Linked DNA regions of Homo sapiens: region 2 is linked to region 1. A link is a loop called in an ENCODE intact Hi-C map of the cell type or tissue named here. Cell type or tissue: endothelial cell of umbilical vein. All regions are shown on one strand. Links, peaks and the distances in the headings refer to the core of each region. The heading gives the core; the rest is flanking DNA.

The links. Hi-C counts contacts between places; a loop is a spot of excess contacts. Peaks named below come from ENCODE experiments on the same cell type or tissue, not always from the same donor. Only the 100,000 strongest peaks of a DNase experiment are listed, where the experiment ranks them.
Region 2: it touches region 1 in a loop (4-fold over the local background); 1 of 110 quality-filtered maps calls a loop at or near these places.

What each region holds. Positions count from the first base shown.
Region 1 is chr1:222,992,121-222,998,286 of GRCh38, reverse strand. It overlaps DISP1 (dispatched RND transporter family member 1), which reads right to left. Exons shown (of 9, transcript NM_001377229.1): 8 at 3,305-3,402. Among named protein-coding and RNA genes, the nearest start is that of TLR5, 150 kb to the left of the region's middle. In endothelial cell of umbilical vein, for the core only: no CTCF peak of the experiment used is centred there; DNase peaks (open chromatin) are centred at 1,506, 2,976 and 3,566; H3K27ac peaks cover 1,983 bases.
Region 2 is chr1:222,889,156-222,895,321 of GRCh38, reverse strand. All of the region lies in intron 1 of DISP1 (dispatched RND transporter family member 1), which reads right to left. Among named protein-coding and RNA genes, the nearest start is that of DISP1, 77 kb to the right of the region's middle. In endothelial cell of umbilical vein, for the core only: no CTCF peak of the experiment used is centred there; a DNase peak (open chromatin) is centred at 3,021; H3K27ac peaks cover 1,377 bases.

The sequences.
Region 1 (6,166 bases), core at 755-5,754:
TGTTAATAATCAAGTGCTTCCATATAACAACCAGGATTTGGGGGCTGGGGAGAGGAACAACTGCCAAGTAGTCTTAGGACAACTCTGCTCGAACCACTGTAACAAAGAAAACCCCTAACAGTGTCTTCAACTGGGAGACTAAAAAAAGGTACAGTAATATTCTGAAAGTCGAACTGTTAACCAATAGTTATTACTTAAGATATCAGATGAATATATTATCTCCATGAGAAAGGTTTATTATTCCAGGTTCATAGAGTTTGAGACTAGAATACAAAGGTGTTTATAATTGGTAAAAATAGTATTTAACAAGCTAAAATGATAACCATACTCTTTGAGGTAGACTTTTGGGGCTTTGATCACCTATTTATTCATTTGTTGGTATGGATCTATAATTGGCCATACCAACCATTCATTTTGACACATGTCTTGAGTCTGTTTCTCAAATTCTCACAAGAGCACCGCAATACTGCTCTCTTCCTAATTAACTGCCAAAGCATATAGATAATGCTTTTAGTTGTTGACTTAGAAAATATGTACTAAAAACATGTAGTTGTACTGTTCTTGCCAGGGATTACAAACTTAAACTCACAGCTGTCCTATCCTTATCAACTCGGTAGAAAGATAGACAAGCAGAGTACATCTATTCCTTTAGATAATCTAAATTATGCAAATGCAACAAGCTAAACCATTAGAAAGCCACATAGATTCCATTGCTTTGATCTCTTATAGAAATGCTTTTACTGTAATGTTTTCTTGCTACCAGCCTACCTATGTTTTGCAAATCAGCTGAACTTTAATATTGTATCTCTTCTAAGCACGCTGTTAAAAATTTTGTACACAGTGTCACACTTCTTTTATGAAGACTATGGGGGAACTGTCTCCTCCCGTCTTAGCAGGAGGAAAAGCTGGGCTTCTAAAAAACAAACTTGTTACCCTATTTATATGACTTTTGTTACTGATTGTGAATCCTTTTTGCTCTGGCTGCTGGGAGGTTACAGATAAGTTTGCAGCTCCCATCAGCAAATGTACAAGATTGTGGGGTGTGCATTAGTATAAATCTCATCCTTAGCTTTATTATTTTCCTCCCATTGTTTTCCCTTCATGTATTTCATTCAACTTATTTATCTCATCCTTTGCATATGCTTTTCTGTAAACTACCTCAACATGATGATTTTTATCATCTATCTATCTATATAAATCATGTTGAGGTAGTTTACAAATATATATATATATATAGAGAGAGAGAGAGAGACAGAGAGAGAGGAGAGATGAGAGACTATACTACTTTTATTTATGAAAGCCACCATGGCGTACTATTGCTTACTGGCTTTTGAGTCTCAGAGTCTAACATGTACTCATGGAATAAATTGCTAGCTCTTTAAGAAAAAAAAGGATACTTATTCCAGACCACAGTGACTTTTTAAGCTTCATTTGTGTGGGAAATGGCATATACAGGAAACAAAACGGGGGAGGTATCTTCCTCACTAGAAGCATAAAGCAGGGTGGGTAAAGGCAGACGCTGGAGTTCAACTTGGCTGGGTTCCAATCCTGGAAGTGCCCCTGACCAAAGATGTGAACTTTCCTCAACTGAAAAATGGGCTATTTAGTATTTAATTCACAACACTGTCATTGGGATTAAATGAAATAATGTATTAAAGTATTTAGAACACTTCCTGGCACATGGTAAATACTCACTAAATATCAGCTATTAATTAACTGAGTGAATTCAATCACTTCAGAGTCTTCAGGAAAGGGAAGGTCTGAAGATCAACCAAAGGTAGAAGAATGAGGACAAGAAGGAATAGAAATTAATGAACTGTACTCATCCAAGGTGAGATTATAAAGTAACCAGACTGGCTTAGCTTCTCTTAGCTTAATTTATCATCCGTGTAAAATGCATTGTAAATTCCAAGGTCACAGATCCACTGTGAGTGATGTACAAGTACCCAGCATAAAGTCTTGCACATAGTAAATTTCGCTACACATTTACAACTTTAGAGTTAATTTTCTGTATAAGAAGTATCCTAATGCATGACAAAGAGAAATAGGTTCATAGCCTTCAAATAAGGAACTGATAGCTGTAGAAGAGAAGAAAACATCACAAATAAAAATTGATCACCAATTAAGAAACTTTGGTCTATTTATAGATCGTTTGTGGCTTTGGTCTATGTGAAAGGAAGATAGCACTGACAGAAAATCCTGATACCTCAGTCGATTGGAAAGTCATTTTCAAAATGTACAAACAGCCTCTTAGAATGAAGGATGGGGTAAATCTGGGAGGTCTGGGACCAACTAACTAGGTTACCTGGTTAAGATACTTAGTTCTTAGAAGGTACTCATGTTAGTACAATGAGACTGCTGGTTTGGGTGATCTCTTCTTTCCTTTCTACTGCCTATTTCATTAAGAAATTTCCCTGTTGACCGAACAGGTGATTGCATGAGGTGGTCAGGCTAGCTCTCAGCACGGCACATGATTCGATTTTTTAACCAGTCATTTTACATTTTAGAGTTATGCTGAGAACACAAAGAGTTCCTTTTATGCTGGTTGCTATGCTTGGACAAGTTCATTAGTGACATCAGATAGCAGTTTCTATTTAGAGAAACTATCTCTGAACATATGAAATTGACAGCTCTTCCAAACCCAGAAGCTCACTACATTTTCTGATGCGGACATGTTTTTGGCTGTAGAGAAGACTGAGAGACAAAGCGCCTGTCTTCTTGCATCCCGGTGTCTCCCGAAGCAGCAAGGTGTTTAGCATTCAGGGCAGTTTGGATTGGATTACTGTGGTCATTTACATAGATACTGTATTTATGCTCTTTGATGTCCCCTTTCCCAGCCTGCTCCCTAAATTTCCCTTTGAGGTCACTGGCCCAAATGACCCAGTGATTGCCAGAGAGGCAGGCATTTCATTGCACAATTAAGATGCTGACAACTGCCTCAGGGCAGGAAATAGGGAACAATGAAACTAGGTTAGGAAATAAAAATACAACAAAAGAAGAAAAACAGTCTTAAATATTATACTGAAAAGAAATACTATGTGAAATAACAGAAAACACCATCAACAGCCAGAGATCATGAATGGGAAAGAAAAAGGAAGATGGTATGTTTTAAAGTTGAAGGAAACACGGACACTTTGATCCTGGGATCTGAAAGAATGCAAAGCTGGCCTGCTGGAGTTTACTCCTCAGTAGGTAAGCCTCTGAAGTACTTTCATCTGATCAGAAACCAGGGTCAGCAGTAAAAGGAGTTTCAATAATACAACCTTATTTGTGCTAAGGAGATTTTAGTTTTTATCTTACATACCCTGGAATTATCTACATTGCACATTGATTTAATTGCAGGTAAATTCCATAATGTCTCCCCTCCAGATGAAGTAAATACCACTCTGGAATATCGGTCACCTGGTGATATGAAAAAAAAAAGGAAAGAAAAAGGTTTATAAATTATTCATTTATTTCATAAGACTCAGGATTTGGAAATAATTCAAACTGGGAAACCACATGGATGATTCATTAGCAGCAGGAAATTCTTTCCTTTGATAAATTCCAGGAGAAAATGTTAAAAGAAAAAAAAAAGCAATGCCATAATATTGTCTTAGCGCAAAGCCTTTGTCTACTCACTACATCTTAAAATTGTATGAATTATATAGCAAATCTATTTTTGGTCAGACTATAGGAAGAAAAATCCACAGGAATTTACAACAGGAAACGAATTGAATATATCCCTCTTAATTTCACAACACATCACCCTAATACAAAAAGATGCACTAGGGAATACCAAGAATGGATTATAGGGATGTTCTCCCTGGCAGCTAACTAGAGAGGAGAGATGGTGGGTGATCTATTTAAAATCGCTAAAAACAGCCAACTAAGTACAGAATGCTGGCCACATTCTGGTCGAGTACATGGTCTCTCTGGTACACTAGAGGCTAGAAAAAATATTTTGAAAATCAGATTAACAAAAAAATATGTTTCTGAATAAGGGAGGTTGTATGATATACCAGAAAGAGCATGCATGGTCTTTAAAGTCAGATTAGGATATAACCAGGTCCTGTCATTTACTAGCTACGTGACCTTAGGCAACTAACAACTTCTCTGAGCCTTGGTTCTTCATTTGTAAAATGCAGACAGCAATATCTATCTCAAATAGCTGTGAGAATTAAATGAGATAATAATAGATGCCCAACAATATTGTTTCTGTATCCTCAGAACAGAAACAATATGAACCACGTATTAAAGAATATGAACCACATAAAACAAAGAAGATTAATTTTATGATAGTTAAAATGTCTAATTGTGCTAACAAATAAGCTGGTAAATTTATGAATAAAGCTTTATTATAAAAGTTTTTATTTATGATCATGAAGTTTTGGCTATTATCTCATGTTGACTGATTTTGGAGAGCAAAATCAGCCTGGTAGAAACTGAAGCATTTCATTTACATAGAGCTGGTAATGGCTTTAGTCAAGGCAGAATCTACTTATGAGACAGCATTTACTGTTGACTATTGAAATGTAATGTTTTTCCTGGTTAAGATCATAACTAACAGATGTTGGTTAAGCAATAATATATACTAATACTTTGATTGAGAGAAATAAACCAGCCAGAACATGCAAGTAACCAGAGTTCAATTTCCTAATGTTTTTTAAGAGAAGAGACAGAAAAGGAAACATGTATTGCTTCCTGGGATCAGTATAAGGTTCTGCCTCATCTCCTACTATCTATTACTATACAGAGTAAGTGATCAAAATAAAGACCCTGAGACTTGGTAAACTCCAGAAACATCAAAGATCCAATCAGGTCATCTAGTGTTCTAATAAGACAGGAAAAAATACATTTAAGAGGGATTTTCAACACCAACAGCAAAAGCTGAAATCAAAAGAGCTTTAATGTTAATATTCACTTAATTAAAAATTATACTATCCACAATTCCTCAATCCTAATCACTATGGCTAATCAATGGCTTACATACTTATATTCATGTCCTCTAGGCTGTGCCTTCCTTCTTCTCTGGCAGCTGCAGAGTAATCAGGCTGACTCCATGTTACAGCAAATTTTGGGTAGTGAATTTGTTGCCAACATTTAGAGAATTAATGGCTCCACATTCAAATCTGGATTCTTGGCCAGGTGCGGTGGCTCATGCCTGTAATCCCAGCACTTTGGGAAGTCAAGGCGGTATGGTCACCTAAGTTCGGGAGTTCGAGAGCAGCCTAACCAACACGGATGGAGAAACCCCGTCTCTACTAAAAATACAAAATTAGCCAGGCATGGTGGTGCATGCCTGTAATCCCAGCTACTCGGGAAGGCTGAAGCAGGAGAATCGCTTGAACCTGGGAGATGGAGGTTGTGGTAAGACAAGATTGCGCCATTGTACTCCAGCCTGGGCAACAAGAGCGAAACTCTGTCTCAAAAAAAAAAAAAATTCTGGGTTTTTGACCTCTGGCAAGTTCTTGCAACATTTGGGCCCTCATTTCTAGAACCCCATCTTTTGTCGCGGCTAAGTAGCAGCCGATTTCTTTCGACAGGGCAGATGTTCCTTAGTGTTCCACAATCACCATCACTTCTCCTGTCACACCTAGCTAGCTTTATTCACTTGGATTATATGCCAGGCCCCTGAGGCATTCAAACTTTGAACCTCTAGACTTTATTTTTTTCACCTCTCTACCTCTACTGCCTAGTGATGAGGTAACACACAGAAGGCTCTTAATATAGTATTGCTTTTTGAATGAATCAGAACTTTAAGCCATTTTCTGATTCACTTTAGAATGAATTGGAACTTTAAATAATTTTTTAATAATTCAACAGATTATTTCAAGGTTCAATGCAAAAATATGTACCTGTACTTGATCTAGAAATAAATAGTACAAGGAATTTTTAAAAAGACTTGAAATGTTGGGCAAGGTCAAGAATTTCATTAGATTTATATCTTCCTTAAAATAAGAAAACTCAATCATTACTTTTTCATTAATTTTAATAATATAATAAACTCAGACTAGTAGTTGACTAAACTAGAGAAGTAAAAGAAAAAGTTAATTAGCCAAAATTTCTTTAGGTTCAACAGCAACAGTGAAGCTGTGTGACTAGCCACACACGGCTATCAGTCTAGACTGTGATCATGTTCAATTTTAAATGCGAGCAAACTGCTGAGTGGTTTGTTCATCTACAA
Region 2 (6,166 bases), core at 843-5,842, 100 kb after region 1:
TGGCAAAAAAGCACCAAGGTCTACAAAAGGTTCCTAATGAGCCTTTCAGAATTTCCCTGATAACTTCAGCTGAGCATTCAACTGGACAGTATCTCCTTAGGCTCATCCCTGGTCAGCTGTTCCAAACCATAACAACCTACCTCTGGTATCTCAGCCCTGCCCTTTGCCCATCACAATTAAGAAATGTGAGTGTACTCCTTTGGAAAGAAAACTGAGACTATTCTCTAGATTTTCAAATGCATCTGTATTTCTACCCATCCTGAAATCCTTCCCCCAAAATAAGGAAAGAAGAAAGGGTGTCCCTACTCAGATGCTTATTTTTCTACCTGTGGGTCCTTAATCCCAGCCTTTGGGTCAAATCAATCTCTTAGGTGGTGTTTCTAAATCTTTAGGAAATAAATTGGAATCTACAAGAATTCTCAATCTCGTAGGTTATTCTGTATTTTTCAAATATTTATTTATGTGTTTTAAAATAATAATGATGGCACCCGCAGCCCGTCTGGAGCAGCCGCTGCAGCGTCGCCGGCTGTAGCAGGGGAGGCACAGCCGGGTTCGTGGTGCCTGTTCCAGGGAGCCAGCGGGAGCGGGAACAGGTGGGAGCCCCACCCATTTCCGAATTGGCAAAGCAGGAGCCCCATGCTCCCAGGCGCAGCTACAGCCACCCAGCCATGGCTGCGGACCCAGGCATCTCTGCACTCTTGGGGGCCCGAGAAGCCCCCTGCCCCCACAGGCTTGGAAGTGACTGCTCCTGCTGCCTGGCCTCCCCCTGCTCCCTGCTCCCAGCACTCGCTCTGATTTGGGAGCAAAGTTGAAGCCGAGTCCAGGCGCTGTCGCAACCCGGGCGGGTGTGTGCACAGTTGAGGCAGTGCTAACACTCCAGCCCCCTGCTGCCTCAGTCCCCTCTGGACTTTGGGTGCCTACAAGTATGGGAGGGAGCCCGAGGGGGCACTGAGGGTGGCTCAGCATTGGCCTGCAGGTGCCTCTCTGCAGGAACAGCCTGGGCGCGATGGACTAAAGTGACTTACGGTGTCAGGAGGCAGACTGGCTCCTGGGTGGAAAGGGGTAGGTCCCTGGTGAAGCCCCACCTTCAAGCCAGGGACGGCCTGAAGCCTGGGGACCGGGCTGTCAGTTCTAGGTGAAGTCTGCACCGGGAGTGAGAACTTAGGGAGCTTTTTCTGGGCCCAACCATGGATCAACCAGTACACACTTCCTGCCTTATGAGACCCATAACCACCCACCCAGTCAGATTCACACAGACATGGGGACTACCGGCTGGGAGAAGGAACTACCCACTTCACGTCTCCTCAACTTGTAGGGATGACCTGCCTGCGGGAGGGAGCTACCCACTTCGGGTCTCCTGAGAACTGTTCTGCCACTCAATGAAGCTCCTCTCCACCTTGCTCACACTCCAGTTGTCCATGTACCTCATTATTCCTGGACACGGGACAAGAACTTAGGACCTGCTGAATGGCAGGGCTGAAAGAGCTGTAACACAAACAGGGCTGAAACACGCCCCCACTCCATTAGCCACGTTGTGGGCAACAAGAAGGAGAGAAGGGAGCCCACATCTAGGAGCTCCCGGAGCCAGGGTTGTGACACTCTCTTTGGGGCTCTGCAGTTCCTGGCATCTCCAAGCTTCCAGGCACCACCACATTCCCCTCATCCAGACATGGGTGCCCGCAGTGGAAGCTGCATGCAGTACATCTGGTCAAGCCGCAGCCTTCCATGGAGTCAGTGCCGGCGCCTGGGGCTGCCCGCCCTGCCACAGCAGCTGATGTGCCTAGCTGTCTGTGCACAGCAGCCAGACCTCACACTCACTCGCCCACACAGCCCTCACCGCTCCATGCCTGGCTTGCCTTTGGCAGGTGTGGGATCCGGGCCGGTAGCATGAGCCAAGCACAGCCTGCCAGGTCGAGTGGGCGGAATGAGGCCAGCAGGCACAAGCAGTGCTCAGGAAGAAGGCTCCGCCAGCTACAGAGGTTTCCAGTTGGCGAAGTAACATCCCAAGGATCCCATGACAATAATGAGTGACAGTAATTATTATATACAGTGAATAATTTTTCCATGATAGGGTTATTATCCATTTAATAGAAAACCACTAAAGTTTTAGTAGTTTTCTTAACACAAAAGATTTAATAATAAAGGCATGGTTTATAATTATCAACCAATATATTGTGGTATTGTGATAAGATCGATATTTTCGTAACATAAAAATGATCTATACCTGATATAGACATCTAATAATAGAAAACATCAAGTGAAGTAAACATTAACACATGTCAAATAGAAATTATTTAAAAATTTACAGATGATATCACAAATATTTGATATTTAAAAGCCACCAATTTTTAATAAAAATTTAAAACACATAAAACATTAATTGCCTTGAGACTTGACTTTTATTTCATGACAAACATTCCAGACATAGAAAACTTTCTTTCATGTTGCATAGATGTTGGTGTGATCACCAAGCTGGACATTCAAACACATTTTGCTTCATTTAAGCTCATTTTCTTCTTTAACAATAAAAATATTTTGTATGCTTGCACTGATTTCGGTTTTGCCATTAAAGTGAATATTGCTTTGCTAATCCAGATTACAGATGTTTCTGATTTCACATCAAAGTGTTCCATAGCCACACTGTGATCATCTCTTGCATTTATTCTGTCAAAAGTATTTACAAATAATCGTAGCCTGTAGCAGATACCAAACACTGGAAGCCCTCAGCAAACATTATTAGGTATAGTATTCAAGTAACGTAACATTCAGATCTCCTAGCAACATTAATAGCATTACAAAGAATCACATGTCCAAATGACCAATTTAAGATTTTGCTGTCAAAACTTATTATTTCTCGGGACACCACTCACTGGAATCATATACAAAATATACTATGTGAATAAGCTTATTCATACTTACGTTATTTGCAAGAATGATTCACCATTAGCAGTAGTCAGGGCTAGGAATACACACTAGTACACGGCAAAGCCACAATAAGACGTGAAGCTTTCTGTCCTGTGTTCCTCTCCAGCTTCCCAGAAATAGCCATCTTAACCTTTGACTCTCTGTGTCATGTTTCCTGCTGTTGCTGCAGACTTGATGTCCATGAATTTAATCAGTAACCTCTGCCTTGACTGCTAAACGTGAAGGAAAATTACAATACCCTGCCTGTTTTCCTGATTTCCCCACCAAATTTTTCAGCATTTGGGAATCTAGAAAAACATAAAATTCCTGAGAAATGCCAGGAAGCAAATCCTAAATGGGAACACTTCTCTTACGTATCTTTATGTAAGGTATCACTCCCTCCTCTCCTCTCCTCTCCCCACCCCCATTAATTTTCTTGCTCTTGGTTTTCAGTCATACAAGATCTTCCTAAGCTCTCTACCATCTTCTAAAACTTGTATGTGCTTCCCTGTATCACCTTCCCTTCATTGCCAATTCTTAAGATAGTTGTTTATATTTACTCCTTCTTCTTCTCCATTGGCCTTTTACTCCTCAACACACACACACCCAAATCCTGGCTTCCACTTTCACTATTCTATAACCTGTTGTACTCACTAATCACCTCAAACTGGCAAATGAGATCAGATCTCTCTCCAGGTCTCATCCTACTTTACCTTCATGTAGCATTTGATGCCATCAACCAATCCCTCCTTCTCAAAACTCTCTTCTAGCTTGGTTTCCCAAGCAGTAATCCATCTACTTTTTCTTACTGCATATTGTTTTTCCTGCTTTTTTGTTTTTTTTGTTGGCTTTTTATTCTGGCCCCCTCTTTAAATATGGATGTTTTTTAAGGTTCTAGGTCTCAGCCCTCTCATCTAAAAGCATTCTTCCTGAGTAATTTTAGCCTACTTTTGACCTATAATATAGTTTACTTCCAAATCCTTATTTCCAGCTTCAATCTTTCCCTTGATCTATAGAAAGAAATTTCTATCTTTCTACTGGATATCTCTACCTGAAAATGGTGAAAATACTTTCATCACAGCTATAGGTAGGAAATTATCTTTGATTATTCCTTCCTTCACAGCATGTTCAGCTGGTCATTAGGTCCCCTCTATCTATTCTACCTTCAAAATGTCTCCGGAATTGTCACTTCACTCTTCCTCTCAGTTTCTATGCTTCAGCTACACTTCATTTCTTAAATGAGCCATGCTTCTCCAACACAATACCTTCACACATGCTGTTCTCTCTTCCTGAAAAGTCATCCCCCCTCCTCTCTTCATCTAGCTAACTCCTGGTATTACGGGTTGGATTATGTCCCCCTCAAATTCATATATTGAAGTCTTAACCCTCAGTACCTCAGAATGTGACCTTATTTGGAAATAAAAGCTGTTGTAGATGTAATTCGTTAAAATGAGTTCATACTGGAGTAGGGTGGGTCCCTACTCCAGTATGACTGATGTCCTTATAAAAAGAGGAAATCTGGACACAGACAAGCACATGGGGAGAACACAATGTGAATGTGAAGGCAGATCAGGCTATTGTGTCTACAAACCAAGTAACACCAAAGATTTCCAACAAACCACCAGAAGATAAGAGAGAGGCATGGAACAGATTCTCCCTCATAGCCCTCAGAAGGAACCAACCCAGCCTACATATTGGTCTTGGACTTCTAGCCTCCAGAACTGAGAGACAATACATTTCTGCTGTTTAAACCACCCAGTTTGTCATACTTGTTATGGCAGCCCTAGAAAACTAACACCTAGTTGTAGCTCAGATTTAAGCTCAAATGTTACTTCTTCCAGAAGTCTTCCCCGATTCCCCCAAAATGAACTATCCCTTATCTCCCTCATTTATCAGCTCTCATAAACACTCATTGCTTTTCCTTTACAGCATTTATCATATTTATCTATGTGATTAATTATACTAAAATTATCTCCTCTACTAGTCTGTAAAGTAGATCAGCTCAGGTACTTCATTAGTTCTCCCTGTATTACTCACTTTGAAGTACTGATCCCTATCTGAAATGATCTTAATCATTTATTTAAGCACTTACCACATTTATTACTTATTTCTCCCTCCACAAAGCACAACCCTAAATTATAGAACAGTGTCTGGCACATAGTTGGTGTTCAACAATTATCTACCAAATGAACTAATGCATAAACTCCAATAGAAGAACCCATAAATGTTTTGCTCACTAATGATTATATATCCAGTTCTTAACATATAGAAAGCTGGTCATATAGAAAGCAATAAATAATTATACATGTTGAATAAATGAGCCTACTTAATAAGTATTTCACTATAAGGAAGCTTATCACTTTAAAAAATCACTTGTAAATATTAACAGTTTGGAGATGATAACCTTTCATATGCTAAAGTAAATCTTTTTTAGTTACATTAATTTACTTCTACTTTCCAGTTGATATTTAATATTTAGAAACATATGCCAATAAAACAGCTTGAAAGGCACAGCTCTAAGCTATGACTGGTTTCAAAATGATTTAAATTCATAGAATAAAAATACAGAACTTCACTACTTCCTTGGTTAAGGTTTCTGCTCTGAAACAACAAAATGGAAAAGTACAAGTGTAAAAGAAGTTTTCAAGATAATGAAATCAGAAATTGTCTTCATTTTATATTACTGCAGTAATGCTGACAACAGTAAGTAATTTTTAAAAGATATTTTTACCCATTATCCCATGTCTCTTAACCTAACAGGCATTTCCTGTTTCTGTGTTTTGTGTAGTCTTTGCCCCAAGGCATATATAGTTCATGTAGTTATAATAAAACGTGGCTCTGTGAAAAAAAAAAAAAATAGTTGCATGGGGAAAATGATAAACCAACCCAATGAAAAATTTACATTTGGAAGAAAAATTGTATCACAAAAGCCAGAAGATATTATCCCAAGTGCTACTGTTTGCATTCTCTCATCTTTAATCAGAAAATCTCTTGAAAGAGTTCCCTTTAAACAGGAGGCTTAAGGAACTGAGGAAAAGCATTTCCTGGAAGAAAACAGAATCACCCATCCTCAATCAGTTCAGCAGACAAGGTATACAAGGTAACTAGATACCAAGCAAAACCCTGGCTTTCAAAGGATTAAACATCAATTTATTTAATACTAGCCTACTTAGATTTTGAGGGTTTTTTCTTCTCCTGTTCTTAACATAAAACTTCTTGACCTCAGAAGAATCCCAATACCTTTTCCCAAAATATGCCATAT